3 separate regions of the Homo sapiens genome follow, and regions 2 and 3 are each linked to region 1. A link is a loop called in an ENCODE intact Hi-C map of the cell type or tissue named here. Cell type or tissue: heart right ventricle. All regions are shown on one strand. Links, peaks and the distances in the headings refer to the core of each region. The heading gives the core; the rest is flanking DNA.

Region 1 (7,749 bases), core at 1,394-6,393:
TGCATTGGCCATTGATCAAAAATGAGGTCACTGCAATCCTATGTGCTAGAACTGGAAAAGCCTGATGAGAAACAACTGTATCTTTCTTAACAAATAGAAATCCATATTCCTATTTCCCTAAATTTGTCTTGCCTGGCGTGTAGCTCAGAAGCAAAGGAGGATTTTGTTTAAGGTCAAGTCGGTCTTGCTTTCTGGCCCCATATGTTTGGTTTTGTGACTGTTCATGAGTGTTTCACATCAGCAAATCCCCAACTGGATTCCAACTGACCTGCAGGAATATCTGGCCAACACTGCCAGATCCCTGGTCTTTCTCTCAAACCTGCACAGTCGGAAAGAACAGGTCAAGAGACTCTTCGTCCCAGCTATCTGGATCCTTGTTTAAATTTTACTCACTTACATCTGTGCTGTGGACACAGGTAATATGAAGCACATGTACTTTTCTCAAAAAAAAAAAAAAAAATCTAAGGAACACAGAGCTGTTGTATCAGAGGCTGCAACGTCTTCCCAGCACGTGGGCATTCGCAGACAAAGCTATCCCTGCTGACCTGCTGTGGGAAAGACATGCACTCTGATTTCACCACTGACCCGGCCGCACTCTTTTGTCCAGTATATAACGCCTCCCTAAGCATCTCCTTTCCTTGCAAACAAAAAAACCCTGGAGGAAAACTTTCAAAGCCACAGTTTCTTCTCAGTTGCAACCCTTCCTTCCTTCCTTCTTCCCAAGAAGGTCTGACTGGGCTTGCAAGCTGGCCCCACCCTGGGCTGGGCCTCCACACAGGCATTGTGCGATCCTCTGCCATTCTGTGTAGACGGAATACCTGCGAACTGCTGCCAACACAGGAAGGTTGGCGCCTCTCTGGAGGGAGGCCTGGGGAGTATCCATCGCCCAGGCGACTGCAGATAAGCAGCTAAGGGGCTAGGGTTCTCCACACCTCCATGTGGGTTCCAGAGCCTTTCTCTTGTACTTCTTTTACTGTTTTTGATTCATCCTTAATTCATTCACTTAGCAAACCTATTGAGCCCCTGCCCACAGCAAGCCCCGTGCTGGTGTTGGAGGACACAGAGTTGACTGAGATAGATTCCAGTCCTCAAGGCTCTCATGTTGCTGAGACAGGCCACTCATGGAGCAACCCTGGCACCTGGGACTCCTGGAGCCCCCAGTGAAACCACCTTTCTGCGATCCCAGTATCAATCCCATCAGCAGGGTCCCTTAGATCACGTCACCAGAGACAAAGCCAACGGAGGGTGGAAGCAACAGGAGCGTGGTGCAGATCCACCAGCCCCAACTCCACCTCCTGGGTTTCATCCCTCCCTTAGCACCAGCGAGGACTTCCAGATTCAGATTGTTTTTGGTCTTAAGAACTTTCTTGTCACAGCCAAGTGGCAGGCGGGACATGGTAATTGGCCTATGTTGCGCTTGGACCTAGCAAATGAGTAAACTTTTCAAGACTAAATCATCAATGCTACCCACTCTGGATCCTCCAAACACCTGCTCATTATCAGCATCTGCAATACAACAAGTACCTACCTAGGTAGTAACTAACATACATAATGGTGATTCACAAAGAGGAATGAGGGCAGTAAGAGGAAGGATCCCAGGCCTGGCCAGAAACCCCTATCCAGTAGCTCATACCAAGGGTCCAGCTAGGGATACAGGCAGAGGGAAAGAGATCAGAACCAGAAAAAGAGGAAGAGGAAAAAGAGTCAGAGTCAGAAAGGGATGGGAAGAAAGAAAAAGAAAAAAAGACAGGAGAAACCTAATAAAGGTTTGAAATGGTCCTTGGGGCCAGGTGCGGTGGCTCATGCCTATAATCCCAGCCCTTTGGGAGGCCAAGACAGGTGGACTATTTGAGCCCAGGAGTTCGAGACTAGTCTGGGCAACATGATGAAACCCTGTCTCTACAAAAGATACAAAAAGATACAGGTGGTACACACCTGTAGTCCCAGCTACTCAGGAGGCTGACAAGTGGGAGAATCGCTTAAGCCTGGGAAGTTGAGGCTGCAGTAGGTCAATATCACACCACTGCACTCTAACCTGGGTGAGAGAGCAAGACCCTGTCTCAAAAACAAAAATAATAAAAAAAAGAAAGCCGGGTGCGGTGGTTCACGCCTGTAATCCCAGCACTTTGGGAGGCCGAGGTGGACGGATCACGAGGTCGGGAGATCGAGACCATCCTGACTAACACGGTGAAACCCCGTCTCTACTAAAAAAAAATAGAAAAAATTAGCCAGGCGCCTGTAGTCCCAGCTACTTGGGAGGCTGAGGCAGGAGAATGGTGTGAACCTGGGAGGCAGAGCTTGGAGTGAGCTGAGATTGCGCCACTGCACTCCAGCCTGGGCAACAGAGCGAGACTCTGTCTCAAAAAAAAAAAAAATTAAAAAAAAAGAAAAAGAAATGCTACTTGGTGCTTCCCATGTCTTTCATTGTGGCCACAAATTCCAGCAGGTCTGCTGCCTCTTTAGGGGCCCTGTGATCCCTTCATACTGCTGATTAACACAACCTTCCAAGGAATCATCCAAGAAAGGGGCAGAAATTCTCCCTGATGCTGGGGTCAGACTGCCCAAGGCCAAGGATGCAGAGGGCTGGGGCCGAGCAGCTGGGCTCCCAAGCTGGCCTCACCCTGTGTGCTCCAGGAGGTGCTGCTGAGGCCCTGTGGGCTGAGCTGGGAGCGCCCCTGCCTGGCCGGACACCATTCCCTGCCTGACGTGGGACTTGAGTTTGGTCCTGAGCTGAGCGTGTCTATGGCCTCTGTTCCTGGTGGCACTGGGGAGGTATGTTTTAGCCGCCTCAGCTCCTGGTCCTCACAGTCCACATCTCATTTCCTGCTTCCCCTTAAAGAGGCTCACCTCTAACAGTTTTAACCAGGCATGAACGGGCCCAGCGGAGACTGGCAGGTTCTCAGACCCCCTTGATCCGAAAGGAGAAAGGAAGCAGTAAGGAGTTCACCAACTTCCTCCAAGGGCACCCCAGAGCCAGCGGGTGCCAGGGGGCACCAGGGAATCACGCTTTGGAGTCAGGTGCCTCTGGGTTTCAATCCTGGCTGAGCCACGGACTATGCAAACTCAAGAAAGTTGCATAACCTCTCTGTGGCTTTGACTTCCTTGTCTGTAAAACTGGAATAACCATCTCACCCATCTCACTCAGTTGTTTCAAAGATAAATAGAATAATCTATGCAAAGTGCCTGACACAGAGTTGGTGCTCCTTCCCAGTTCGTCACACACATCCACACCCACAACTAAGCAGGTGTTTGCTGTACTTGTGGCCCTCAGCTGAGTGCAGGTCGAGTGGGAAATGCAGGAGGAAAAGGAGCCAGTCCTTACGTCAGGGGCTAACTGAAGAAGAGTTCCAGTCCTGGCCCTGAGCCTGTGCCCAGTGTAAAGGGGATGACAGTCTTGTCTCCAGGGTCTTGCCGGCCTGAGCGCTGAGGTACTTGGCCTGGATTGCCTTGGTTTCCTCCACTGAGCCTGGGCGCCCATCTCTGCAGATAACAGAGCAGAGCCTGCATGAGTAGAGGCTGAAAGGCAAAGGTTCTCAACCCTGGCTGCACAGTAGCACCAGGAGCACTTGAAAATACAGACCAATGGGCCCACCCCAGAGTGCTGATTTACTCGGTCTGGGGTGGAGCTTGGGATTCTTCTTTCCACACCTGAGGCTCCCCTGGTGCTTCTGATGTGCAGACAGGGTTAAGAACCCCAGGGATGGAGGCCAGGCTGTGAGGCTGGGGCCCCCACTTAAACCGCTCATCAGCTATTCTGAGACTTTCTTCCTCTCTGCTGGGCCAGGAAGGTGGCTGGAGACTGAGGCCTGGGCTTTGAAGTTACTTCACCTCTCTAGGTCACTGTTCCTGCATCTTTGAGGAGGGGAAAGCAACCCAGCCCACCTCCCTCCCACCATCATCATGAGGGTCACATGAGAGAGTGCGGAAGGCCATGCTGTGTAGCATCACCCACCCCACCAGCCCAGAAGGAGAACGTGAATGCCAGGATCCCACAGCCATTTCACGCAAAAGAGTGTTTCCTCTTAGTACCTCTGTGGGCAGTGAGGAAGGGTTGAGCCCGCTGTCCTGGGACGAGCCTTTCCAGCCATGAGAGGCCAGAAAACAAACAGTCAGAATCACAACTCCACACAGAGGCCATCCCGGGCACTGCAGGGCCCTTCCAGGCTGCCCTAGCTCACTGGAGCCCAGAAGACCCTTCCTGGCAAAGACATGTAGATGCCCTTCCACCACATGGCGAAGGGAGCCACAAAGGAGACTCGGGGACACGCCCTGCTGGGAGGACGATTCTACAGAATTTTGGTGGTAGCTAACTGCTGGCTCTTCATCTCAGGAGGATAACAGAGCCCCATCCAAGGGGGACCCAGGCAGATGTTCCCCATGGGGGCATGGAGGGCTCCCTCCAGGCACCCATGGATGAGCCATCCTCACCCGTCCGGGCAGAAAAGGCCACTGAGTCAGGCATCACAACCTTCCACGCAGTGTGTTCGTTCTTTGCACAAGTATTTCCTGAATACCTATAATAGGCCAGCACCGTGCATCCTAGGAAGACCCCAGGCCTGGCCCTCCGCAGACACAGTGCCAGGCCAGCTGCGAGGCCCAGAGAGCAGCCAGAACATCCATGTGTTCCCTGCATCCCGAGTGGAACAGCCACCTGGGGAGATTCTGGGTGTGTTTCTGGGTAAAGAATATTGATTTTTAGCTTACCCACTTTGTATGTTTGGAATTTTGTCAGAAAGGTTTTTTTAAAAATATATAGAACAGTGAAAATGCCTCTTCTGGTAAATTAAATTCACTCAACAAATATGGCTCTTTCCGCTTCCAAACCAGCACAGGCTGCCCAAGCGTTTCGCCCAGCCCACCGCTTCTCCTGCTCCCATGCTGCGGGGCGCTTTACCCCAGCCCTGACCACACCTCCGAGATCTGGGCCACTGTCTTCGGCTGACCTCTCACACTAGCCTCGCCATTTCCCCCACACCTGTTCCAGCTGCCATGTTCCTCCCGAGTCCCAGAACGTGAAGCCACCAGCCAGCCAGTCAGGTGTCAGCCTTATCCCTTTTCTTGGCCTCACCCCATACCCCACCCCCATCTCGTCTCTTTTCCACCCTAGAGGCCCTGCCTGGCTCTCTTGAGTTGCCGTAGCAGCCTCTCAAGTGAGTCCTGCCTCCTTTCTTCATCCCTATCCTGGGCCAGTTTCCGTATTGGGACAAGAGCAATCTTTCTAAAATATGAACTTGAGTCAGGTTTCCCGCTGCCCCCAAAATAAAGCCCAAGCCCCGCTGGGTGGCAGACAAGGCCTCTGCGTCCGTCTCCCTTAACACTCAGCTCCCAGACAATCTCCTCTAAAAAGTCTTTCCTGACTCTCCGACTGTACGGGGAGCGCCAGGAGACCCGGGTGCCCTGTGCAAACCCCTCTCACACCACTTTCACCACTCAGTAACTCTTCTGTGTCTCCCTTGCACGAAGAACAGTTAAAATGAATGAAATGCCATGACATGCATTAACATGGATAAATTGCGAAAATATGTTGGCTGAAAGAAAGCAAATTGCACAATCATTCACTCACCATTCAAATTATTTATCAAGTGAAAGGATCCATGCGGTATGATACAATGTATATAAAATTTTCAAACGCTGAACAATAGCCGACATCACTTAGGGCCAGCTACATATGGTAGAAAAATAAAAACACATGGGGAGGATGAGCCTCCGGACAGTGGTCCCTTGGGGAACAGGACGGGGTCGGTGAAGGTACAGCTTAAACTGCATCTGTAATGCTTTATTTATTTTTATGTTAAATAGAGCTCTGAAGCAAAACTGGCAAAATAATATCCATTAAATTCGGGTGGTGGATAAATGAATATCTGTTATACTCTTTCCTGTATACTTGAAAGCATTCATCAGTACATTTTTAAAACTTTTTTTTTTTTTTGGAGACAGAGTCTCCCTCTGTCACCCAGGCTGCAGTGCAATGGCACAATCTTGGCTCACTGCAACCTCTGCCTCCCGGGTTCAAGAGATTCTCCTGCCTCAGCCTCCCCAGTAGCTGGGACTACAGGCATGCACCGCACCTGGCTAATTTTGTATTTTTCGTAGAGATGGGGTTTCACCATGTTGGCCAGGCTGGTCTCAAACTCCTGACCTCAGGTCATCCACCCATTTCAGCCTCCCAAAGTGCTGGGATTATAGACATTAGACACAGCACCCAGCCTTAAAAATTTTAACAAGGAACCAGAGTCCCAAATGCCCTCATTAAAGTCCCTGGGGTCCTGAGCAGACTGTTATAGCCCCTCACCCAAAGGATCTCCACGGGCCTTGGGCCTGGCAGCCATGCTAAGACAGGCAGGAAGGCAGCCTGGAGATGTAAATATGATTTTCATCCTTGTTTTTAACCAATGAGAAAACCAAAGCTGAGAACATCTAACATGGCTCAAGACCACACAGGGGATCCTGGATTTCAGACCATGCCTTCTTCATGTACAATTTCCTGAACTACTTCATCCAAGAGCAAGAACTTAGGTCTAATACGGCATGGTGAAGAGAATTCCAGAATTAGAAGGAGAGCTGTATTCATATGCTTCATAAATCAGTGAATAAACACGTTTTGCGGAGAATTGTTCAGAAAGGGGCAGAATTGGAGATACAACCAAATGGGAAATTTAGGGATAGCCCATGTGGCTCTTTGAATGCAAACAGAATGGGTTTGGGTTTTGTCCAATAGCAATAGAAAGCAACTGATGCTGCTTAAGCTGGAGAGTGACCGAGGCAAAGCACTGTTTTACGAAAAGTGATCTGGCTTCAGTGCATAGGAGGTGTCAGTCGCCCTTAGGAAATGGCTGGGGACAACCAAAGGGAAGATCCTCAAGGGATAAATTCTGATTTGGACATTATCTAAATGGCCCACAGAGGAAATGACATGTGCTAATCTAAGGTGAGAACTGTGGGGTTGTAAAGGATAAAAGAGCTTAAGCTAGACAGAGAAATAAAAGTTCTTTTCCAAGTTTTCCAGGCTTGGGGAAATGGTGATAGGCATTCAGATGATAAGCTGATTATTGGCTTGTTGATTAATTGGTGGAAAGGGCAGTGGGGGAAGAAAAGGCTAACTAAAGAGAGGAGTGAGAAATTGAGGGCTTTCGCTTTGTCTGCCTTTAATTCAAGATGGTGCCCAGACAGCCAGGTAGAGATCCGACAGGAGCTGGCGATATGAGAGCTATATTGAAGAAAGCTGGAGAAGCAGGGGAGAGCCACTGGTGCAGCGATGGTGGAAGTTTATTTCTGAGGAAAAAGGCACAAAAACAGTGACGTGATAGCAGAGGACTGAGCCCCGTGGCCTCCCTGCCCACATCAGGGAACAGGAAAACCAAGAAGAGAGCTAAGCCAGTGTTGTATTGTGGAAGAAGTAGGAAGAGACCATTTCAAATTAGCATAGGTGGTCAACAGTGCAAAAAGTTTCAAGAATAAGAAATGAGTCAAGGTCCTGGGGTTGAAGATCAGGAGATTATGGGAGCCTGAGATAAAGGAATCTCAGCAGACAGCAGAGGCAGGCATGCTTGCCCCATCCCTTCTACAGCTCCAAAGGAGTGACCTTGTCCTCACAGCCAAGCACAAGCCCCCTCCCTCACCCAGCAGAAGCAGCTCCCGTCTGCTACATTCAGCGTGAGATGGACCTGTGCCTGGCCTGGCCCAACTGATCCACCTCCCACAGATGGCAGAGGGCCATGGCAGGACAGAGAGTGTGCAGTGCAGGCTCTG
Region 2 (7,749 bases), core at 1,446-6,445, 400 kb before region 1:
GGGTTAATCACTCAGTTAAGATGGGGCAGGAACAAATTACAATGGTGGAATGTCATCAGTTAAGGCGGGGCAGGGCCTTTTCACTTCTTTTGTGATTCTTCAGTTACTTCAGGCCATCTGGGCGTATACGTGCAAGTCACAAGGGGATGCGATGGCTTGGCTTGGGCTCAGAGGCCTGACAGAAAGGAGTCTTTGAAGGATTGAACTTCTGTGCGAGGAAACATGACATTTGTGTCAGTTGTCATCTTCCTTCATTTAAAAAAATAGAACAGTTCCTGGGGTTTTTGTTAACGTGTGTTGTTCTGCATTGGCAGGCCTGTGCACACCTACCCCTCAAAGTCTGAGGAAGCTGAGAAGTCAAAGAGAGAGCCTGACAAACCCAGTTTCTCAGAAAGAAATATTTAATAGGGACTTAAGAACAGAAGCTATGTCTGTCTCTTGGGCAGTGGTGAGACAAGTTGTTGGATCCCTGAACCATTATCCCCTAAACCTAGGGCTACAGACCACAGGGAAGAGATGGATGTGAAAAGAAGGGGTGTGTAGGACAATGGCTTAAGGGCAGAACTTGTGGTAAATACAATAACATCAAGGTTGTTTAGTTAGTACCTACTCTTACACAAGGAACAATAGATAAACTGGAAATCTTAGAGAGCTTTCCAGAACAGGAATTAATCAGAAGTCAACATGGCAGATTCACTTCCAAGATGGAGTTGCCTTGGCCTCCACATGTGTGTACCAGAGACTGCTCATGTGATGAGGACAAAAGAGAAAGATTCAAGGAGGAAGGAGAGACATTTTATAATGTATCAGTCTGCTCTTAGAGCACTTCACTTTATTTCAGTAGAGATGTATGCCCCCAAGACAGAGACTCAGATGACTCCCCAATCATGCGGCAGAATTCTGGGATAAGAAGAGACAGACTTCTTCCAGGAGCAGGTGCAGGGCAGAGGACTCTAGAGAAGGGATTCTTGAGCTTGGGTCTCACCAACTGTCACTCAAGGTGTGACTGTTCTCAATCTCCCCTTTTGTAAAATGGGGAAATACCTTCCCTGAATGTGGTATTTGTGGGGTAGTTGTGAGGATCAAATGAGGAGTTTGCTTTCAGTCACAGGGATCTGATATTCTATGTGGGTGGGACCAATGAAGCTTTCAATGATGTGTCTTCCAGGGAGGGTGTTTTTGAAATCAAACTGAGATGATAACCCTGAGAAATAGGATTGGACTTTTTAGCATCTTCTTTGTTACACATTTATAGGCATTGTTCTAACAAGGGTGTCTGTAGCATTCACCAGAATGTCAAAGCAGCCCATGACCCAAAAGGGTCAGGAACTCCTACTGTAGCAGGTCAGTGAGGTGGCTGCCCCTGATGGGTTGCCCCTTGCTGTTTAGAGCTTGCCTTTTTCCACCAAGAATTCGAGGCATCTTAAAGTGAAGACGTTATGCAGCTGGGTATCTATCAGAAGGATCAGGACGTGTGGAGGGGGAAGGTAGGAAGAGGATGGGGGTTGTTAATGGAGGGGGCAGTGGGGTTGGGTTGAGAGGAAAAGGGGTGGCACTAAGAACCCGAGCCTCTTTTTCTCTTGTCCCCATGTTATGAACAGTCTCTGGTCCACTAAATGCATTCAGTTCCCAGCTTCCTAACCATCAAGATACCAAACCTATTATACAGGCCCCATTGTATGACAGAAGGAAGCATCAGTCATGGGGAGAGATGGACTTCCTGACATTCACATCCAAGAGAAAGAAATTGGATATGAAGGCCTTCTCACTGACACATCACCCAACCCGTCTTGGAGGTGGCTCTCGCAGATGGGGGGCTGGCCAGGCAGCGACTGTCTTTCCCTCCTTCCCATGGGTCCCTCCCAAAGCAGCAACTGAGCAGGCAGGGCCTCTGGGGGCTGAGAAGAACTGTTCCTCAGGCGCAGCCCCCTCACAGCTGTCTCTCCTATTCTTCTCCCTCCAGCTCTTATGTTTGCACCCCTGGAGGGTCTGAAGGCCTGAGTAGGAGCTGGGTCCTGACTATGAAGTCTGGAGCCCCAGAGCTGGGGGAGAACAGGATGCCGGGTGGGAGAGACCTAACTAGGCCTTCTCAGCTGGGGGACCTCCAGAGGAGCCCCAACGCTGAGTCGCAGCCAGGACCTCGGAGCCCCAACGCTGAGTCGCAGCCAGGCCACAGCTGTCTGAGTGCTCACAGCCTCCATGCAGGCAGTGACCCAGCTCCAGGCATGTTCACATGCCATGCCCTGTCTGCATTTCCAGTGCCCACTGGACAAACCCCCAGCTTCCTCAGGCACCTCACACCCCACAGGCGCAACACCTCTTCCGGAGCCTCATCCCAGCACTGTCACTGTCACTGCCTTTGCGTCTTTTACTTCTCCCCGCCTCCTCTCTGCCAGTCTCAAAGCTTGTTACTAGCTGTATTAGTCTGCTCAGGCTGCCGTAACAAAATATCACAGACTGGGTGGTTTCAACAACTAACTTTCTCATAGTTTTGGAGGCTGTGGAAGTTGATCAAGTGTCAGCAAAAATGGTTTCCCCTAAGGCCTCTCCTGTTGGCTTGCAGGCAGCCACCTTCTCACTGTGTCTTCACACAGCTTTTCCTCTCTGCAGCCCTGGGGTCTCTACCTGGTCTTATAAAGACACCAGCTGCATTGAGTTAGGGTGCCACCCTATGACCTCATTTAATCGCAATTCATTCTTTAAAGGCTCCATCATCTCCAAATGCTATCACTTTGGGGCTTTAGGGCTTACAACAAATGCATTTTTGCAGGGACACAATCCATTCCATAACAGCTGAGTATACAAGGATGTCCTCAGAAGCAAGTAGGAACCATGGTATTGGATGTCCTCCAGGGAGAGGGAGGAGCTAAAGGGCATACTCCAGCAGAGAAGGACCTTCTGTCCTCCCTGCCCGTTTTTCCCCATCTGTTTGCTCTTACCTGAAATTCATCCCAAGAGTTTCATGATAATCACCTCAAGCTTTGATCCTAATTAAACAAATTTAAAAATCACATTTCTTCCCTGGAAGAGGTAGCGATTGGTTAGTTTAATAAAGTACTAGTCAATCAAGCTGAATGAGAATTCCCTGGTTTTTTTTTTTTCTTTTTTGTAGAGCCAGGGTCTCATTGTGTTGCCCAGGCTGGTCTCGAACTCCTGGGCTTTGGCAATCCTCCCACCTTGGTCTCCCAAAGTGTTGAGATTACAGGCGTGAGACACCATGCTCGGCCAAAGGCCCATTTTGATAAAAATATCTTAAAATTACAAAATGACCCATCTGGGGGTGGGTTGTGAAATGAAGCGTTTGGAATAGATTATCTTTGTGGTCACTTGCAGCTCGCTGGATAACCTTTAAAATTATACATTGGGTCGGAATCTCGGGAGTCAGATCTCCAAACAGCTCATGCCAAGAGCTTCCAGCAGGGGGCAGCAAGGCACCGTGAGCACTGGTTCCGTAACATCCCTCGGCGTCAGACGAAAACACCCTCACTTTCCACGTCAAGTGGAACTAGAACAAATCCTCCTTTGCTATCTGTGGCTCAAGAATGTTGTGCCCAGGCCAGGCGCGGTGGCTGACGTATGTAATCCTAACACTTTGGGAGGCCAAGGTGGGAGGATCGCTTGAGCTTGGGAGTTGTAGACCAACCAGCCTGGGCAACATAGTGAGACCTTGTCTCTGCAAAAAATAAAGTATTATCTGGGTGTGATGGTGCACACCTGTAGTCCCAGCTACTTAGGAGGCTGAGTTGGGAGGATCACGGGAGACCAGGAGATTGAGGCTGCAGAGAACTGAGATTGCACCTCTGCACTCCAGCCTGAGTGACCCAGTGAGATCCTCTCTTAAAAAAAAAAAAAAAGAATGTCGTGCCCTTAGAGAAAATGAGATTCTGAGCCAGTTAATGATTTGTCTCCAGGAAACCCAAAATTAAACATGAGAGAAACCCAAAGTTTCTTCCAAAATTACATTTATTTTTCTCAATTCAGAAAAGTCTCAACACCACAATTTATCTGTTTAATGTTTTCATTTACATTTGGCTTTATCCCAAAAAGGGTTTAACAGTGTCACCAAGTTACCAGGTCTCTGTTTCATCATATTTACACAAGATGAAGGAAACTCAATCTGTTCGTATTTGCCCCAGGTAATAGGTTCTATGTAGTGACAGGCATTTCACTATTTGACTTAGTGTTTGCCAAAATGAAGTAAGGGGAATTGGGTCCAGAGCTGAGGACAGATCCATTTGGAATGAAAGCATAATAACCTTGAAGTTATTCCAGTGACAAAAAATGATCAGTGAAAGATTTTCTAAGAGCAAGCAGGAATGAGGAGGCTGGCCCTCTGGCCAGCATGAGATGGGGTCTTAGGAACAGTTTGTCATTCAGTAACCTCCTAACAAACACTCGGGCAAGCCACTTCCCCTCTCTGAGAATCAGTTTCCTCTTCTGTACATAAGGGGAGAGGGTCAGTCAACCATCTTAGATATGGGAACTTAAGGGGACTTCATGGCCCTGCGGGAAAAAAGCTCAAATGTGTTTTTTTGCATTGGGCCTGCATGGGACGTAAGTGTTTCGGGAGTGAGGGGAGGCCTTGGAAGGGAACTGCTATTGCTAATGATGATTAAGAGATGACTTCGTGTGGGAACCACCACTCAACCCTTGCTTGTCTGTACAATCTATTTCCAGCCTCAGCCCCTCAGAACAAGGGGTGGTTTTTATGGTGTCTAGCCTGGAACTCTCTGTCAGTAAAAGCTGGAAGGGGCCAAAGGTATCTGCTCAGTGTTCCCCCTTGCACAGCCCTCACTGCCCCGAGCACCTCATGCTTACTTGACAAGCTGCAGTCTGGAGTATCAGACCAGCCTGTGTCCCATCCCTGAGGAAGTACACGGCCGCTTCAATCCCCACTGGGGGCACCATTTTAAGTCCGCTCAGAAAGAAAGAAACACACAGAGAGTATCAGACAAACACAAATTCTTTTGGTTTTAATCTTTACTTCCAATCCCAAACAATCTTGTTTCTTTTCATTATAAAAGTACTAAACAAACACGGACAGGAGAGGAAACTGACATTTGCAAACGATGTACCTTCAACAGGCATCTCAACAGCCCCATCACCAACACCTGTGTGCAAGGCATAGCCATCACGCAGAAAAGTCTCAGGACTCAGAACTACACCATAAATGCAGGATCTTTTTATTTCATATAAAAATGATCAATGTGAAAAAAGCCAAACTGTATGCTGGTTTTACAGACTCCGACCCTTCCTGACAGTCTTCTTGTCTGGCCAGGCTGGGGGCCCAGCATTCCTGGAAGGGAGAGACAGCCCAGCATCTCAGTATTTCATTGGGACAACAAGCTGGATGTGGCAGGGAAAGCTGAGAGCGCCAAGGTCCCCTTGCTTTATCCCAAGCTCGGAGGGACGCAGCCTGGCATGGCTCTGGCCTAGCAGCCAGGTGACATGGCCAGGCACCTTCCTGTACAGGCACTGTGGGCTCCTGGCCCAGGCTCACTAGAAGGTCTTCTCTGTGGTGCCTACCTAGGGAGCTGTGATCAAGCCGAGCAGCCGTGCAAGGCGTTTCAGTCTGACCTTTTCATCAGATCCCCGCTCCAGCCCCTCGGAGAAGGAAACATCAGTCCACAGTGCCATTGTAGGATTTGTTGAACTTGTTGAAGGTGAAGTCCACAGTGTGCGTGGAGATAGGCTTTCTGTATAATGGATTTGAAGCCTACAGAACACGGCGGGGAAGAGGATGAGGACACATGTTAGCTCACACACTCAAACCGACAGACGCAGGCCCTAGGATCCCTTCCCAGGTCAGCCCCCTGCGACAGCAGCAGGCAGAGCACTCAGGAGGAGACGGCCGTGGGCTCTAGGACAGCTCTGTGTTCCCCAGGAAAGCCATCGCCTTCTCTAAGCTTTCACTATCCACCTCTGGAAGGAGGAGTTGGGTCAGAAGGTCTCTGAAGTCCCTTCCAGCTTTAACAGAAACCAAGCCCAGGTTCAGCAGAAACTGACTGCGCTCAGTCCTCTGGGCATTTGCAGTCTGCCTGGGGTGACCAGACTGCAGGTGTGAGTGTTGTAATGGACCATAAGAATCTGAGCTTTCCTGTTGGTCTGTGCTCTCTCTGAGACTGGTCAGACTCTTCCTGAGGCACGCCCAGCGCCTCTGCCCCCATGACCTTCCTGACCTGGGTCTGGAACAGGGATCTGTGCAGCTCACTCTGCACTGGGGCTGTGCAATTCTCTCTCTCCAGAACTGGGCACAGCGTTTCTGGTGTTGATTCTTTTGTTTTTAATGCCAAAGACATTAGTGAGCCTCTATTGCTAACATACCGCTGAACTCAACCACGCCTCTGAGCTTGAAGTCTCCTCTGCTTCCCATTTCCCACGTGCTTACCATTTCATAGCGGGCCCTGGATCGCTCGCTCTGAAACTTTGCAAACTCCCTCCGGTCGTGGATGGTGACAAGCAGCTTCCAGATAGCCAGGAGTGCAAGCCCAACAAGGAGGATGCTACCGACCACAGCCAGGAGGATGGTCATGGCGTTGGGGGTGTTTCCACACTCTGGGGGGACCAGAAGCATGGTAAGCAAAGCCACTAGCATCACCATGCCCCTCTCACGCAACTGCAGGCATTTCTGAGATGAAAGTTGCACCCCTTCCAAAGGCCTTCTCCTCGGCTCTCCCTTAGATCCTCAGGAGGGTTTCCCCAATGTACAAAAAATGAAAGATTCAAAAGGGACAGTGACTGTTCTAAAGTCACACAGCAAGTGTGGCAAAGTCTAGATGAGGGCCCTGGGGCAGGGCTGCCTTTCCCCTCATGGGCAGCACCCACATCCCGCCTGGCCCAGTCTCCATTGCAGGATGCTGGACCCGCTCAGCTTTCGTGTACATGGTTTCAGGAGCAGACTGGGCAGGCAGGAGGTACCATGAAGCCACATGAAGCCACTTCCACAAGGTCTGGGCTGGGGGCCAACATTTGTAAGCCTTTAGCGTGGTGTCCCTTGGAGTAAATGTGCTTGTTTTCAAAGAACCTCAGACACAGCATTGGAAACAAAGCCTCATTCTTACAGGCGTGCATCCTAGGCTGGTACCACACTTCTCTCTGCCTCTGGCCTCAGGAAGGCACATTATGTGGTTGGGCTCAATTTGGAAAAATAGTTTGCAGTGCTGTCGATTGAAGAGAGCAAATCTTTTTCTGCTCCACCCCTGCCTCCCTACCCCCAAGAAGAATGTAAGGGGTGATATCAGATATTCCAGTTACTCCAAGGCAAAGGCTATTGGTCCCTGGGTCCAAGCAGAGGCAGAATGTTGGTATTTGGATTAAAGCTTGACCTCTTCAGTGGTGCTGGGAGCTGAGCATGGGAGCAGCAGGAATGTTGAACCCAGTGCTCCGTTGTCCTTGGAATCCATGCTGGGAAGCAGCAGTGGCCCCGCCCAGGCTGTGTGTGGAGCTGGATGCTCCCTGACTTGAGTGATACCCTGCCCAGCCCTGGTGGTCTAGATGCCCTGCACCCTCCCTGCAGAACACAGCAGCTCCTTGCTGCCTTTGGCTGTGCAGGGTAGGTATGTTCTGTGGTTACTTTCACGTCTGTGCTCCTCCAAGATGAGACCCTCCCCAGGGACAGGGCCCTATCCTTCTATAACTCCCATTGCCCTGACTCACGCTCCCACTAGCGCTTGCCCCAAGAATGGGCCCCCAGCTGCACATTCATCTTTCTTCTAAACTCTAGGAGTGGAGCAGCAGTGACCTCAGATC
Region 3 (7,749 bases), core at 1,446-6,445, 120 kb before region 1:
GCTTCTGGGGCACACAATTGAAGAACAAGCCCTTTATTTTCTTTTCCCTCCATTTGGATTCAGATTTCACTAACATCTATTTAGGGCTTACCACGTGCTAAACATTTTCACATGCATTATCTCATTAATACCCTGTCAAGCGGGTATTATTATCCTCATATAGCACATGGGGAAACTGAGGGTCAGAAAGATTAAGTGATTGTTCCAGGTCACGCACTCACTAGCAGTACAGACACAGTCTGAACCTAGGGCTCATTCCATCACACTCCAGCTTATTCCATGAGGCTTTAAGGCACTGGCCAAAAGAACAGAGCCAAAAAAAAAAAAAACAACAAAAAAAAACAAGTCCCCCACAAAAAGCCAAACTGCAGCTTGAAACACAACTGTGCTGACCTTGTTTCTCTCTAAGAGGAATGAAATGGTGCCTATCACACGGGCTTTGGAATCAGACAGACTTGATTTGACAACAGCTGCACATTATTAGCTGGAAGACTGAGCAAGAGGACTTCTAGATCAGCTTCTAACTCAGAGAGGATTTTTACGCATAACGAAAAGAATAAGAGAGAAAGAGTGGAGCCATAACGGAGAATGAGCTTGAGGAACAAGAAAAGTCTGTTTTTGATATGTGACGTTTGGGGTGATGTTACAACTTCCAAGGGAAAATGTCTGGCAGACAGTTAAAGATTTGGGACCGTTGATTAGGAGAAAGGACAGGATATGACATACGAAGGGAAAAATCAAGGATCAAGGACTGATTCCCGGGAAAACTTGAATGTAGAGACAGGAGAAGAGCCAGTGACAGAGACGCAGATGACAAGGGAAGGATAGGACAAAATTAAAGGTAGGAGCCAGTGAAGAGGAAGGCAGTGAGACCAGCCCTACAGAAAGTCCCTAGGTCTTTCTAGGGTGTCGCCTGGTAGAAGAAAGATGAAGGTCATATTGCTCAAAAGGGAGCGGTTCCAGAACAGTAAGACACTGATGCTCAGCTGTGGAATTGCCCGTTCCTGCCTCCCCGGTAGAGCATTCCTGGGATCCTCAATTTGGGGACTGGTGGACCACAATCAAATGAAAATATAACATTGTCTTAGATACCAGCAATGGATCCTTATACCTATGAGAGTGGGTTTCTTTGTCATTTTAAAACATTTTCCTAAAATTTAATTGTTCACACAGGGAGGGGAGAAAACAGGCTTTTTTTTTTTTAAAGGACTTTTAGCACCCTCCTTTAAAATTCCCCTTTGAGTATGATGGATGGCCACAGACTGAAGAGGGGCAGACTACTGTTCACAGGTCCTTTCCAGGAGAATGAATCTGTGCTTCTCTTCCCACAGATCAAATTAAGAAAAAAATTCCCATGCATTTTACAATCGACAAAGCACTTTTCACAGGATAATTTCATGGCCTAAATTATCCCTTTAGATTCTGACCCTCTGAGTGGCAGGCAGGAGGGTAATTCTTGCCCTATTTTACAGAAGTGGAGACTGAGGCTCAGTACATAAGTCACCTGCCCAGGTTAACCCAGAAAATAGGTGGCAGAGCAGAGACTAGAGCCCAGCTCCTTCATTCCAGTGTCTTTCCTAACTGACCACTTTCAAATGAAAACCAGTGAAGATTGAGCAGAGAGAAGCTCTTGCTAAACTGATTTCCGGCGTGTGGCAAGCTCTACTGACTAGCATCCATACTGCTTTACATCCTTCATTCTGGCCAAAGTTACCTGGATTGTCTCTGGTGCCCCCATCCCTCTCCAAAGGTGACCACTACCCTTAGGGACCATAGCAACCAAATAACCTGACCTTCACAGGACTGAGGTCCAAGAGGTATAGTAACAGTTTCAAATCTGCAATACACCAATGAGTAGCATTTATAAATTCAAAAAATATTTACTTTCATACCCATTAGGAAGGCTATTATCAAAAAGGAAGAATGGAAAAGAAATGCTGGCGAGGATATGGAGAACTCAGAACACTCCCGCAGTGCTGGTGGGAATGTAAGATGGTGCAGCCACTGTGGAAAACAGTATGGCGGTTCCTCAAAACCTTAAGAGTTATGAGTTGATCCAGCAATCCCACTTCTGGGTCTATATGCAAAAGAATTGAAAGCAGGAACTCAAACAGACACTTATGCACCCATTTTCATAGCAGGATTATTCACAACAGCTAAAAGATGAAAGCAACCCAGCTGTCTATCAGTAGATGAAAGGATAAACAAAATGTGGTATATACGTACAATGGGATATTATTCAGCCTTCAAAATGAGGGAAATTCTAACACATGCTACAACATGGGTAAACCCTAAAAACATGATGGTAAGTGAAATAAGCCAGCCACAAAAGGACAAATATTACATGATTCCACTTTCATGAGGTATCAAGAATAGGCAAAATCACAGAGACAGAAAGCGGAATAAAGGTTTATCAGGGGCTGGAAGCAGGGAGGAACAAGAAGTTATTATTTAATGAGTTTCTATTTGGGATGATGAAAAATTTCAGTAAACAGATGGTGACGATGATTGCAACAACATTGTGATTGTACTCAATGCCACTGAACTGTATACTTAAAAATGGTTAAAATGGTAAATTTTATGTTGTGCATATTTTACTACAATAAGAAATGTATGTATTTACTAGGCCAAACGCAGTGGCTCATGCCTGTAATCCCAGCAATTTGGGAGGCCGAGGCGGGTGGATCACTTGAGGTTAGGAGTTCGAGACCAGCCTGGCCAACATGGCAAAACCCTGTCTGTATTAAAACTACAAAAATTAGCCAGGCATGGTGGCACATGTCTGTAATCTCAGCTACTCAGGAGGCTGAGGTACAAGAATCACTTGAACCTGGGAGGCGGAGGTTTCAGTGAGCCGAGATCATGCCACTGCACTCCAGCCTGGGTGACAGAGCAAGACTCTTGTCTCAAAAAAAATAAAAAAATAAAAAAGTATGTATTTACTGAGCACCAACCATAAGCAAGACACTGTGAGGGTTACACGGATGAATCAGGTATAGAATCTACCTCAAGGAGTTCCAGGAGAGCTGGACCATGTTAATAAGTCCCTATGATGCTTCTGGGGTGTGAGAACGGGCCCCCCAGGGGTAGACACTGAGACTGTGCCTGGGAGTTTGGAAGGGGCAAGGTTAGGATTAGAAACTCATCCTCCCTTCCACGGCTGCCAGTCCCAGTCCCCTTCAGACAGCAGGGGCCCTTCCCCTGCAGGCCCTCTTTGCCTCATACCTTCCACCAAGGGTCCTCCGGATGAGGGGGATTTCAGGCCGGTGGCCAGCAGCGGGATATTCTGGGACATGCAAGAACCTTGGGGGCCTGTGGGAAGGTGGCTGCAGCCTCCCCAGAAAAGCAGCCGCCCACTCAGCGAGGCCACTCTGGGCTGTGTTTTGAAATGCTGCTGCGGATGTAATGATTTTGGGTGGAGGACGTTTAGAAGCCAAATGAGTTTGTGTGAACAAAAGACTCAGCCCTCGATCTGGACTGTCCAGGGCTCTCAGGGAGTTTCGTTTCCTTCCTTGTTCTTGCTCTGAAAGAAGCAGCCCTAAGAAAAATCAAGCATGTTGGAAAGTGCTAGACATGAGATTTGACGATCAGATTTTTAAAACGCTTCCCCTGCAAGCGCTCTAGCGATGAAGAAAGTAAAATCTACCTCCCCTCCCTGTGAGGGGTCGGCTCTTGTTCAGCTGAGCATTCTCTCCGGGTGACAGACGTCTGCTGGACTGAACCCAGACCCAGGGGAGGCCTGGCCTGGAGCTCCCAAGTCAGGGTCAGCCTTCCAGAAATAGAACTGGCTCTGAGGTGGCCTCGGGCATGAAGGAGGGATACAGCCTATCCCAGCAGGAGTGAAAGATGAAGGACCTTGGAGTGACCTCAAGCTCTTTGCTTTAAAAGGAATTCTATAGGTTTTTTTTTTTCCAAGGCCTTGAGGAAAAGTCCTAGGGTCAAAGGTCAGAAGATTCCCAGTTGGTTAAATAAGTGAACAAAAAGGCTTTCTGCAGGGAGGAAAGGGGGTCTACCTTGTTTCTAGGGGCACCTTCCTTGCTGCCTCCATTTTCTTTGCCCCTCTCATCCTTTGACAAATAAACATCCAACACAGTGGCTGAAGAGGAGGCTCTTTGGTAAAGGGGGAGTTTCTAGAAAGAAGTTGAAGCTGGTAGCTCCCAGTCCCCTCTGGACGCGAAGGCCAAGGGTGCCAGCGGGGTGGTGCGGGCCTTCCGGGTCTCCTGTGTTGTCACCGTCACATTTGATCACACCCAGAGAGGAAGCTGGGTGGCAGGGCTCCACCAAAGGAGACCTGCCAGGTTAGCGAAACAATAAAAAGGCGAGGAAAAACATCCTGGTTCCGAGGAGGAAGAGGGGGGAGAGGCGGGTGCAGGAGGGGCGGGAGGAAACGGGCCTGCTCCCAGGGGTGTGCACACTGGGCAGCCCGGCCTGGGCCCGGGCCCCGGTGTCCACACAGCTGGCGGCTGACTTTCAGAAGCTCTGCAGTTAATTTACTCGACAGACCTCTGTGAAGTGGCCCAGGACTCTGAGGAAATCATAGAAACATCATTTGTCTGGAGCGTTGACGACTGCTAGAAAATGGAGCCGTGGAGTGATGTTTCAGCACCAAGGGCTCTGAGGCCTGTGCTGGCTGATGGGAGGGAGCTCCAGGGCCTCCGAGGGGAGAAGCTAAAATCTAGTTAAGGGAGAAATGTAAAGTCTGCTAATGCGTTTTGTAAATCAAGATTAGGAAACCTGACATTCTATTCAAATATAACCAGTATTTCAAAAAATCAGTTGTATGCCATAGCCATTTAAGAAAGATAAAACAGAGAAAGAGGAAGCAAGGACGGGGGCTGAAAAGAGAAATAAGACAAAAAGAAATAAAGTTAAGGAATTTTTTCAAAAGACATACCAGAGCAGGACAATAGTAATGATTATTATTGTTATATTGCAGCCAAAACGTAGGTAGCATCCACTCCATGCCAGCCACTGTGCTAAGCATTTCACATAGACTGTCTCAATCCATCCTCACGACAGCCTTATGAGGTCCTCCCGTTATTATCCCTACTTTTCTGATAAGGAAACTGAGGTGTAGTGAGATTAAGTAATTTGTCCAAGGTTACACAGCAAATAGTAAAACTGGATCCAAACCCAGGTCCGTCTGACTGCAATGAAAATCCAGTTTAAAAAAAATACAGAAATAGAGAAAGAATGAAATAAGAAAGGGCAAAACTAAGACTGAGCGCTCCAGAGAAAGGGTAACATGTACTGAAAGCAAAAGCCAGAAAGGACAGAGCTAGGCTTCCTCCTTGTGGGCTTCGGGGATGTCTCACTAAGGACACTGGGATCCAAACTGCAATTTCCTGACACAAACAGGGATATGACATCTTGATGTCCTATGTAACTCACTGTCCAAATGGAATTCAGCGCTCTGATACGATTTAGAAGAAAGGGAGGAAGCAAGGATGGGAGGAAGGGAGAGAGAGGAGTCCATGCTGATTTCATGTAAGTAAGAAAAGGTGGCAAGAGACGAAGATGATGGTTTGAGTGCATTATTGGGAGATTAGTGGGACCATTAGCAAGCAAAGGGAGGTCAGGTCTTAGAGGAGGAAGAGATGATGTGTTTGCATTTATAACTGTTACCTGTTGGTTTAAAGTGAAGCTCACTAAACCTGTGCGAATGCTGGCAGATGGCTGAAGGCACAGAACTGGACTGTAGTTGGAAGCACCCACTCGGAGAAAACAGGGAACTGCCTTTGTCCCACAGTTCTCTCTACCTAGACTGTCCTACTTCCTTCCCCTCGGCCTCCTGGCAAAATCAGCTCAGAGATCACCCCTTCCAAGAAGTATTCCCCAGAGACAACTCTCTCCCTCTGGACTATTTTATCTTGTTACACAATTCTAGCTTATTCTCTCGCAATCCTAGGTCTCTTATGAGAGACTGTGGCTCATAGCAGGTGCTCCATAAATGTTCACTGAACCGAGGGGGAGGCAGAAGGTCAAGGGTAGAGCTGTGAAGGACATCCCACCTGGTGGGAGGCAGAAGAGATGGGAAAGCGTTAGCCATGGCAATCACAGACAGATGACAGGACAGAGACGAACAACTGAAAAGGCTATTGAGATTTCTCAGCAATGTTCTCCCTTTCTCCAACTCCTCTCCAATTTTCCACTCATCCTTCCATGTCTACCTCTTCCTGATGCCTGACTCTCTTAGAGACATAACGCCTGATGTGTTCCCGGGAAGCATTCATGACCAACACGTACACAGCACATGCATGTTTACAAAGCGCGTCCATGTGGATCAGCTCCATTCATCCTTCCAACAACACTGAAGTCAACAAAACAGTTATCGTCTCCATTTTACATATACGGAAGCAGGTACAGAAGTTAAATGACTTGCCCAAGGTCATGGCCAGTTCACTATATCACAACTAAAACATTGCTCTGTCCAGTTACAAGTGCTTTCACAGTCATAATTATATTTGCTCCTCCTCAAAAACCTTGTTAGGAGCAGGAAAGTCTTTATTATCCTCATTTTTAATATGAGGAAATTAAGGCCTAGGGACATTAGGCAGCTATCCAATGCCACAGAGGCAGAAAGCAGAAGGGGTTAAGCACAGTTCCTCCAACCCCCGCCAGAGCTCCACGGCATCTCTCCCCAACTCTGCTAGCAGCTACAGCCAGTAGCACTCCATTACCATAAAGCATGACTGTACTAGAAATAATTCCTAACAAACCACAAGAATTCCCCTACCCAAGTGAGTATGGTCCTCTTCAAAGAGGTCCCAATAAGACAATACTTATTCCATCAATACTGTTATTGCTCAAACCATTTTCTAAAATTTGCTACTTTTCTTTTTTCATATATATGTATATGTATATATATATATACACATACACACACACACACACACACACACACACACACACACATATATATTTTTTTAATTATACAGATGAGGTCTCACTATGTTGCCTAGGCTGGTCTTGAATGCCTGGCCTCAAGCAATTCTCCTGCCTCAGCTCCCAAAGTGCTGGGTTTACAAGTGTGAGCCACTGTGCCCGACCCAACTGGCTAGTTTTCAATAGAGCCTGCAGAATATTGTTCTCTTGAGTTTCCTGAATAATGATACATTTCCATCCCTTGATAATGATGTTGGATTATTTTGGAAACACAAAACTTCAAAGACGATCTGATGAAAGATGCAGTAGATAGAGATCCGCAACCCCATTTTCAATCCAGGAGGTTTGCTGCAAGAAACACAAGGGAGTTGCTCATGTGGCTCACACACACTCTGAAGGTGGCTCTCAACTCCTTCAAACACTTGTGAAGCACGTATTGATAACCCCCAAAGGTTCTGATTTGAAGAACACTCATTGACCACAGAGGTCCAAGTGTGACTGATTTTCAAAGGCTTCTTATTTTGTGGTCACACCTGGCATACTGCTTTTATTCAATCCTAATAGCTTTCTATGCGTTCATCTGGTCTCCTCAGATGACCATAGGTGAGGGCTGTTGCACTTGGTTTTTCTGACTTCAAATCATGAAAGTTGGCTCTTTCCTCTCCATGTTTAAGGCTAAGAAGCAAGAGAGAGTTCTAGGGATACCAAGGGGTGAGGTTGGCAGGGGTCCAACGAGGGGAAGACCAGTTAACAGAGGTCTTTGGAACATGGACTTGAACCCTAGGCAGGGAGCTTGCCCACTGTCCAGTAAAATGCCTGGAAGGCAAGGTGCGATGGGAGGGTTGCTGTCAACACAATGACCAG

Evidence for each region. A loop is a pair of places that touch in the nucleus more often than their neighbours do. Peaks named below come from ENCODE experiments on the same cell type or tissue, not always from the same donor. Only the 100,000 strongest peaks of a DNase experiment are listed, where the experiment ranks them.
Region 2: a loop joins it to region 1, with 2.7 times the contacts of the local background. A loop is called at or near these places in 9 of 110 quality-filtered maps.
Region 3: a loop joins it to region 1, with 3 times the contacts of the local background. A loop is called at or near these places in 18 of 110 quality-filtered maps.

What each region holds. Positions count from the first base shown.
Region 1 is chr3:125,161,238-125,168,986 of GRCh38, forward strand. All of the region lies in intron 5 of SLC12A8 (solute carrier family 12 member 8), which reads right to left. Among named protein-coding and RNA genes, the nearest start is that of MIR5092, 14 kb to the left of the region's middle. RefSeq lists an enhancer at 3,145-3,214. In heart right ventricle, for the core only: CTCF peaks have their summits at 2,675 and 4,137; a DNase peak (open chromatin) is centred at 4,134; H3K27ac peaks cover 726 bases.
Region 2 is chr3:124,758,003-124,765,751 of GRCh38, forward strand. It overlaps ITGB5 (integrin subunit beta 5), which reads right to left. Exons shown (of 15, transcript NM_002213.5): 14 at 6,389-6,555; 15 at 3,946-5,716. The coding sequence ends at 5,621. Among named protein-coding and RNA genes, the nearest start is that of MIR544B, 29 kb to the left of the region's middle. RefSeq lists enhancers at 1-13, 1,564-2,153, 2,154-2,743, 3,280-3,574. In heart right ventricle, for the core only: a CTCF peak has its summit at 3,414 (motif pointing right); a DNase peak (open chromatin) is centred at 3,469; H3K27ac peaks cover 1,130 bases.
Region 3 is chr3:125,039,521-125,047,269 of GRCh38, forward strand. All of the region lies in intron 1 of HEG1 (heart development protein with EGF like domains 1), which reads right to left. Among named protein-coding and RNA genes, the nearest start is that of HEG1, 13 kb to the right of the region's middle. RefSeq lists an enhancer at 4,353-4,866. In heart right ventricle, for the core only: no CTCF peak of the experiment used is centred there; DNase peaks (open chromatin) are centred at 3,371, 3,743 and 4,410; H3K4me3 peaks cover 2,248 bases; H3K27ac peaks cover 5,000 bases.